Regions from separate parts of the Homo sapiens genome. Here regions 1 and 2 are each linked to region 3. Evidence: chromatin contacts called from ENCODE Hi-C or POLR2A ChIA-PET data. All regions are on one chromosome and are shown on one strand. Each heading gives the region's core, a stretch centred on a gene start or an enhancer-like site at or near the end of the contact. The rest is flanking DNA. Distances are from core to core; before and after follow the strand shown. Region 1 holds the start of FIBCD1 (fibrinogen C domain containing 1). Region 2 holds the start of HMCN2 (hemicentin 2). Region 3 holds the start of PRDM12 (PR/SET domain 12).

Evidence for each region. Hi-C counts contacts between places; a loop is a spot of excess contacts on that map. ChIA-PET counts read pairs that join two places held with the same protein, here RNA polymerase II (POLR2A). Pooled maps may share reads with other maps.
Region 1: a loop to region 3 is called in a pooled map, with 7 times the contacts of the local background. The contact joins the promoter of FIBCD1 here to the promoter of PRDM12 in region 3. A Hi-C loop is called at or near these places in 1 of 37 single-sample maps with no recorded cell type and 5 of 50 pooled maps.
Region 2: a map with no recorded cell type shows a loop between it and region 3 (5-fold over the local background). The contact joins the promoter of HMCN2 here to the promoter of PRDM12 in region 3. A Hi-C loop is called at or near these places in 1 of 37 single-sample maps with no recorded cell type. POLR2A ChIA-PET finds 5 or more read pairs at or near these places in 1 of 52 experiments (AG04450).

Annotation. Positions count from the first base shown.
Region 1 is chr9:130,937,889-130,940,588 of GRCh38, reverse strand. It overlaps FIBCD1 (fibrinogen C domain containing 1), which reads left to right and starts at 1,342. Exons shown (of 7, transcript NM_032843.5): 1 at 1,342-2,053. The coding sequence starts at 1,982. FIBCD1-AS1 (FIBCD1 antisense RNA 1) reads right to left here and starts at 243. Exons shown (of 3, transcript XR_930398.3): 1 at 147-243. RefSeq lists a silencer at 1,256-1,465 and an enhancer at 710-1,640.
Region 2 is chr9:130,264,468-130,267,167 of GRCh38, reverse strand. HMCN2 (hemicentin 2) reads right to left here and starts at 1,408. Exons shown (of 98, transcript NM_001291815.2): 1 at 1,031-1,408. The coding sequence starts at 1,289. It overlaps LOC124902285 (a long non-coding RNA gene), which reads left to right and starts at 279. Exons shown (of 2, transcript XR_007061817.1): 1 at 279-752.
Region 3 is chr9:130,663,302-130,666,001 of GRCh38, reverse strand. PRDM12 (PR/SET domain 12) reads right to left here and starts at 1,408. Exons shown (of 5, transcript NM_021619.3): 1 at 1,126-1,408. The coding sequence starts at 1,348. RefSeq lists enhancers at 161-834, 2,125-2,700.

The DNA of each region.
Region 1 (2,700 bases), core at 93-2,592, 270 kb before region 3:
CTTGCCCTCAGCCACACAGCCAGGGCCCTGTGCCCTCCACCACATCCTTCTTCCCAAGTCTGAGGGCCCTCTAGATCACCTGCTGACCCTCTTAATTCATAGGAAAGGCCGAGGGGCCAGAAAGGGCCAGAGGCCAGAATTGGAACCTGGGTCTCCTGACTCCCAGCCATTGCTGTGGGATCCTCTCCAACTCCCGGGCAGCCTCAGTCCGGGAAGCCGGGATCGGGCCGTAGGTGAGGCCAGCGGTTGTCCTGGAAGGAAAAGGCGGCTGGGGACAAACAGCCGGTGGTTTGTGAACCCAGCGCCTGGCGGGTGGCAGTCTCCTCGGATGGCACCGGGCCACAGGGTCCCCCGCTCCGGGGTCCAGGGAGTGCCCCAGCCCAGGCTGGACGCGGCCCCCACCCCCAACCAGTCTGCCCCGCCAGTGCCGGACGCGTAGAGGGATCGGGAGAGGGACGAAGATGGGGCGACAGACTGGCAGCCAGTGGGGGAGAGACGGAGACGGTGCCAGGGAACAGCGCGGCGGCCAAGGCGCCCCGGGAGCCGGAAAACAGCTTTGGGGAGAAGCGGGGGCGGGGAACGGGGGTCTGTCTGGAGCTGGGGGAGCAGAAAAAGATGGGGACGCAGAAAGGGGCGGAGGAGGGGCGGCCGGCGGGCTCGGCGGGGCGGCGGGAGGGGAGCGCGGCGTCGGGCAGTGTGGGCGCCTCCCGGTCAGAAGCCACAATAGCAGCTCGTTCGCCGCGCAGATTAAGGACTTTGTCAATTACCTCCGAAGGCCGCTCCGGGCGGATTAAATGCTTTTAAAAGTGCTGCTGGTGGGAAGGGGCAACTAAGAAGCCCCCTCCTGGCACAAATCCCCTCCCGGCGGAGGAGAAGGCGGGGGCTGGGACCACGCGGGGCGCGCCGGGGAGCGCGGGCGATCGGCCGGGAGCGCGGCCGAGCGCGGAGCGGCTGGTACTCGCGACCACAGCGCCGGCGGCTGTGGCAGTGGTGGGGACCCCCATTTCGCCCACGGGCCGCCCGGGCAAGGGGGCGTCGTGTGGGCTTTCCGACCGCGGGCGCGAGGGCACGGGTCTGCGGACGCGGACTGGGACGCCCACCGGCCAGGCTCACGCGTCGGGGTCCGGCGCAGGGAGGTCCCCGGGGGCTGGAGACCCCACAGCTGGGCGCACTTGCCCCGGGACCTGGACCCAGACCTCGGGGGCCCGCAGGGGGCGCACCCCACCGAAACTGCCCCCGGCGCAGCCTGGGTCTTGGGGCGAGCCCTGCGTCCTGAGCCGGGAGGGAGCCGGAAGGAGCGCCGCGCCACTCCCCGGAGACGCCGAACCGGCCGGCGGGGGCGCCCTCGGGGCCCGCCCCGCGCATGGTGACTTGTGTGAGTCCGGTCCGGGAGGAAGTTTGTGCAGAGGCGCCGCCGGGGGGCTCTCAGGCCCCTCCGGGAGCCAGCAGGAGCCGGGCCGCCCGCGGCTGTTTGCTGCCCTCCGGCCGGCCGCGTTATCTGGGGGCCAGTTCGGCCTCCTTTCCCTAGGTCTTTTCGGAGGCGGAGTTTAGTATCCAAGTCCGCGGGTGTGAGCGCGCGCGTGTGTGTGAGTGTGTCGGGGGAGGCCGAGGGGAGCAATAAAAAGCAAAGAGAGTCCGAGACCAGAAAAGATGCGGAGATTGAGAAGGAGGGAGGAGGGACGAGGGAGGAGAGAGAGGAGCGCGCCGGGGAGGCGCCGGAGCCGGGAGCGGGGACGGCGCGCAGCGCGAGCGGCGGGCGTTGGGCTGGCGGCTTTCGCGCTCCCGCTCCTGCTCCCGCCCGCACACAGCGGCGCGCTCATCCTCACACGCCCGCCCGCTCCCGGGCCGCCCCGGCGCGGGGCACAGAGGCGGGGACCCGGCGGACAGAGCGCGCCCCGCGCCCGCGCCCGCGCCCACCCCGTCTCCTTTGCGCTCCGCAGCGGCGCGCCTCGCCCGGCGCCCCCGCCAGTCCTGCCGGAAGATGGTCAACGACCGGTGGAAGACCATGGGCGGCGCTGCCCAACTTGAGGACCGGCCGCGCGACAAGCCGCAGGTACGCTCGGGCGCTGGGACACGGGGCCTGGGCGGCTGGCCAGGCGGTGGCCGCTCGGGCCGGCGGGGCGAGCACCCATTGCGGGGGCTGGAGTTTGGGGCGCACCCCTTCGAGGCTCCGGAGGCCCGGGCCGGGATGGGGACCCTCCTCTCCTCCTCCCCGAGCCGAGGCTTGAACTCGAGGTTCGGTGGGGGCGGCACCCCTGCAGGAGCCACGCGCGCTGCGGGCCAGGTCTCCCGCGTCCCCGCACCCCCAGCAGCCCCCTGGTGCACGCGGGTGCAGAGGGAGGCGGGGACTTACAGTTCGCTGTGTGTCCACAGACAAATCAGCCCCGTTGCTGAGTCTCCGTTTCCTCACCTCTACAATGGGCATCTTAACTACCCACAGAATCTCCACTCTGGGCGCTACCCTGTGCCAGGCACCTGGTCCTGAACCTGACCCCCTGAATCTCCTCTGCATCCTTCCCTTTAGCCAGGGCCCTGCATACAGTAGGGGATCAATAAAGATTCATCTCCTGCAGGAACGCTGGGTATTGTGATTTTCTGACTTTAAGACAAGGAAAGCAGGGCTCAGAGATGGTTGGCTCCTGCCTGAGGCCACGCAGCTCTGTCGGGATTTGAACCCTTGTCTGTGTGCTCCAGGGCTGA
Region 2 (2,700 bases), core at 159-2,658, 400 kb after region 3:
TTGAGACTAGCCTGGGCAATACAGAGAGACTCCATGTCTATAAAAAATTTAAAAATCAGCCAGGCATGGTGGCGTATGCTTGTAGTCCCAGCTACTTGGGAGGCTGAAGCAGGAGGGTCACCTGAGCCCAGGAGTTCGAGGCTGCAGCGAGCTGTGATCACGCCACTGCACTCCAGCCTGGGTGACAGAGCCAGACCTTGTCTCAAAAAAAAAAAGAAGTGTGGAAAGCAGTCCTGCTCCTCGCCGCTGGGAACCTGCAGCTCACTCAGCAACCGCTGTCCCTGGGACTCTCTACAGTGGAGCGCCCAGGGACCCTTTCAAGGGCGCCCCTAACACTGAGCTGCAAGGCAGGGGGTTAAAGGGGAAGCAGAGGTGCAGCGTGCAGGGAAGAAGGAGTTAGGGCGGAACTCAGCTGTGAGAACACAGCAGGTGGAGGCCACGGGGCCAGCACACGAGAGGCGCTGCCCTTTCCCCAGGGAAGACAGGCGAGGGGACAAGACCAGCAAGGGTGAGTCCGCTCCCCACTGCAGGGTCCGTGGTGGACCCCATTTCGTCTCAAGGCCTGCCTCTGGGAGCCATTCCGGTCTCCAAGCCTCCGCTGGGAGCGAATTCTAAGAATTGGCCAAAGGAAAAGCCCTGCAAAGGCTCGTAGCGTCCCAAGTCCTCGAGAGGAATGCCTCATTTCAACATCTCAGCAAGTCTGGGAGGCCATCCTCACCATTTCATAGGTGGGGCCGGTAAGGCGCGGGAAGGTGAGGTCACTTGCTGAAGTCTCACAACGGCGCGGGAGAGCAGGGAGAGCAGGTTCCTTGAGCGAGGGAATGTTCCAGGGGGGTGGGAGGGAAGGGACAGCTGCAAGGACTGCCCAGGTGGCCAGGGTACCCGCAGCGCGGATATGCCGAGAAGGCGCGCCCGCCAAGCCGCGGCGCAGCCCACGACGTCCAGGTGCGTTCGGGGCCAACTGAGGGGGTCAGGCAGGTGAGAGCACCTCGAAGGGGGCGCCCGGCGGGCGGGGGTGCGGGGGCGCTACCTGGGTCGTGGAAGGGCACCAGCGCGTAGTTGGCGATGGCCTGGCTGCGGCGGCTCAGACTGCGTTCCAGAATGCGCGAGGCGCCATCGATCACCTGCATCAGTTCGTCCCACATGGAGCCGGTGACGTCGAAGACGAAGGCCAGGGTGGCGTCCCCCGTGGTGGGGGGCATTACCGTCCCGGGCGCCCCGGCCACTGCCACTGCCACTGCCGCAGAGACCGCGGTCAGCAGCCGCAGGAGCGGCGCCCCGGGCATCATGCCGAGCGCGGCTCTGGCTGCGGGTGCTGCGGTGGAGGCGCAGGTCGGAGCTAGCCGGCCGCCCCGGTGCACACGGCGGCTGCAGGCAGTGCCTTGCTCCGTCGGGCCGCGGCCAGTGCGCGAGGGATAGGGGCGCGCGGCGGGTCCGCCTGCTGGGCGCCCGAGGCGGGTCCTAGAGCCCACCCCGTTCAGGGTCACGGCCCGCCTCCTCCCCTCCCCCAATCGTGACTCAAACTTTCCCAGCCCCACTGTTCGCCCGTCCAGATCCGAGGTTAGGGGAGGACGCGGGGCGGAAGGCAGAAAGGAGCTGGGGCCCCGGCCAGGGCAGCGAGGGATGGGGACGCGCAGGATGCAGTGGACACCTGCGCCTCCCGCCGATGGCGCGCCGGGGGCGGGAGAGAGGGAGGGGGAGGCGCAACGGCCCCAGTCTCCCTCCAGCCCCAACTCCCCCCACCCCTGCCTGGCCAAAGCGGACCCTGGCTTCTGCAGCTCCCTCCACCCAGTGCTGCGACAAATCCCCCCACCCCCGCCCCCCAACACACACACAAACTTTGCCATTCGTTTTCCTTCTGCCAGGTGGGCTCTGTGCTTCCCGGTTATTGCAAGCACTACTGCTATTATAATCAACAAGAAGTCTTGTTGTTAACCATGTTCTAAGCATTTTCAGTTATTTGCTTGAAGACTGGCTGCAACCCTAGAATGAAATACTAACCCTAAGCCCATTTTACAGAGGAGCAAACTGAGGCTCAGAGAGGTGAAGGCATTTGCTCCAGGTCACTCAATTATCAAACAATGAAGACAAGATCAGAGGCCAGATCTAGAAAGACTCCAAAGGCCCAGGGCTCTGCTGCCTCCCTTGTGTTAAAAGACATTGTCACACGGTCACCTGGTGACTCCAGAGGATGAGGGCTATCCTCCTGCCCATCCACCTCCCCAGCCCCATGGGCTGCATGTGTGGATGCTGCATCCCACGTGAGGTGCTGCCTGGGACTGGGTTCAGCCTCCTGCTCCGGGCAGATCCAGATGGGCTCAGGCACGGCTGCTTATCTCAGGCTGTGCTCTCGGGACCTGTTTCCAGGCCTCTCTCCCCGCTGGCCTATAAGCCCCTTGAGGGCACGGCTAGGCCTTGGTCTACACTGGATGAGCCCCTAGTTCCCAGCCCATATCCAAGCACATGGTGGGGAGGCACTAATGTTGTCTGAATAAATAAACCGCAGCTTTTGTGGAAATGCCGGGTTTTGAGTCATGTGCGAGAAGGTAGCTAATCCCCTCAATCCCTCCTCCGAGAACACCATGCTCCCAGAGACATGGCTGAGGGCTCTAGGTCTGTGAGTGATGGGGGGCGCTTTCTTGAGCCCCTGTCCCTGCAGAGTCGTCAGCCAGGAAGCCACCCCTCCGCCACGCTCTTCCT
Region 3 (2,700 bases), core at 159-2,658:
CTCCCAGGCCCTGGGGTGCCAGGGAGGGCGGCGCCCGGGCTCAGACAAACCCCGATGTCATCTCTCTGGGCGGGGAGGAGCCGCGGCGGCCCCCAGCTCCCCGAGGGTTCCCCTGTCGGGCATCTGCGGCAGGGCTGGAAGCGGCGAGGCGCACAAGGGCGGCCTCCATGTCTTACAAGGTTCCCCTCTAAGCTACCTGGGAAAATACCCGGCGAGCGGGCCGGCTGAAAGGGGGGGGTTAAACGGTGTCCATTGCGGCGCGGCGGGCAATTTGTCACGCTGTTAAAGTGATCGCATTCATTCGGCTCCATTCGAAAGAAATTGCTAATTCTAAATTCATTAGCCCTGGAAGAATGCTGTAGCAGTAAATTGTAGCTCAATGCGGAGGGGACTTGTTTAAAAGGGGCCGAGGAATTCCCCTTACAAAAAAGGGGGATTAGATGGTTGACATAGCGTGAATGGAAGTGGAATTAGTCTTCACGGTAAATTAAGAGAGGAACAGAAATCGTAAAGGGGGAAAAGAGGGCGACGCGCAGAGATGCCAGAGCCAGGGAAAGATATTGTTTGCGGGTTGATGAATGAGGAATAAGAACTTGAGACATCTTAAAGAAAAGAAACTTTTCTCGCTCTCTCTTTCTCTCCCTCGCTCTCCCCGCGGCTTTTTCTCCCCGCCCGCCCTCCCTCCACCCCCTCCCCAGCCCCGGCTGCCTTTTAAAGTTCTTGGTTTAAGTGGGAACTTTCGTGGGTCAAGCCCAAGTTAACTAAATGAATTTAAAACCCCTTCTTTTTGAGTCAACTGCTATTACACGCCTAGTAAGGCTGTAAATGCCGGGAACCCGCCAGCTCAAGCGCAGGAGGGGAAGGGAGGGGCCGGCGGGGGCGTCGGGGCCGAGCGACGGGGTCGCCGGGGTCGGTCCTTGAGCCGGGTGGGCTGCGGAGCTGCTTGGTGGCTCGCGTCCTGGTTTGGCCCATGGGGAAACTGAGGTGCACCGAGCGCCGGGAGAGCCCAGGTTGGCGCGAGTAGCAGCGAGGCCGGGTATCCCAGCCGCGTCTCGCGCATCGCCAGGACGGGAATGGGGGTCGCCGGGAGGAGGGATTGCGCCGGGCTCCGACGGCTGGACTCACCGCCGGAGAAGGACTGCGCCAGCACCTCGGCGGTGAAGGCTGTCTTGGGGCTGGCGTGGTGGCTCTTGTCCTCGAAGAGCTGCTCCCCGAGCACGTTGCGCCAGCGGCCGTACAGGAAGCTGTGCAGGATGTCGGAGGTGATAACCTCGGCCAGCGCCAGTCCCGGCGCCTTCAGCCCGGTCTTGAGCACCAGGGCCTCAGCCGGGAGCACGGAGCCCATCATGGGCGGCCCGGAGCTCCCCGGCGCCGGGGGACGGCCGGGCCGACGGGGGAGGTGGGCGGGCGAGAGGGGAGCCCAAGGGGCGAGAGGAGAGCGCTGCGATGGAGAAGGAACCAGAGCAGGGGGAGGACGGAGAGGAGGAGGACGCAGGAGGGAGCGGGAGGTGAGGGGGCGACTGGGAGGAAAGCGAACGAGGGGGAGAGGGGAAGAGAGATGGTGAAATCTGTAGAGATGGCAAAGGCGGCGCGGAGGGTGGAGAGACGCGGGTGGAGGCGGAGGCGGGTGCGGGGGGTGCAGGGTGGGTGAGAGGCGGGTGGTTGCAGGGAAGCGGCAGCAAGGGGCTCAGGCGCGCGCTAGCCTCTCGCACACTCGGCCGGGGCCGTCTTCCCCTTGGCAAAATCTCAGCGCCTTTATAGGAGCCGCAGTGACCCTCCTAATTGGTTATTAATGACCCCCTGACGTCGGAGGACAGACTTGTTGTACCCGGCTGGGCTCGAGGAGCCTTCGTCGCGAGAGCGCGAGGGGCGGGGGCGCGCGGACCGCTCCAAACAGTACCCCTCCACTCCTCTCTCCCCTTCCTGGTCCTTCCTCCCCCCTCCTGTTTTTCCTTCTCTCCCCGTGGGAAGCGCAGGGCAGGGAGGGAGGCTCAGCCGGCTCTGAGGAGAGGAGGGGACGGAGAAGGGGAGGGGGTGCGGCGAGGCTCTCTAGGACTCCAGGGACCAGGCTAGACAAGAGGGGACGCCTGGCTTCGGGCCCCGCGCTCCCCTCAGGCCTGATCTATGTTCACCGGCCTGGCCCAGCCCGGCGTTCACCTTTACTTTGCTGCCCCGGCTGGCCGGCCCAGCCCTGCACCGCTCTCCCTCCCCGGCCAGAGCCCGCGTCCTCTTCCCTCTCCGGCCCTGCACTCCCCGGGCCGCCACAGTCGCCCCGAGCTCGCGCGCAGCCCTAGTTGCCACGCGGATCCCCTGCTCAGACTGCGCTGCTGAAGCCGGCGCTTCGCTTCATACGGGCCGCGCCAACTCGGTCGCTGTGCACGGTCGGGTGCGAAACTCCTCCGCGGGCTCACGGGGCTGCCGAGGCGGGGCCGCAGCGGCCGTCGGGGCTGGGGCTGGTCCCGGCCTGAGACAGCTTCATGGAAGGCCAGGCTCCCGGCCCTTGCGGGGCCAGGTCGGGGGTCGAGATGGGCGGACAGGAATCGCCCTGGCAGCCTGTCTCTGGGAAAAGAATTTCCTACGGGATATAGGGGGATTGAAAGGGGTCCCGAGACCCTTCCTAGGTGGGAGCAGGCGTGCCTGAGAGCGAAGTCCCTCAGAAACTGCAGGCAGCTCCGCGAGAGGCCTCAGTGCGGGTTCGGC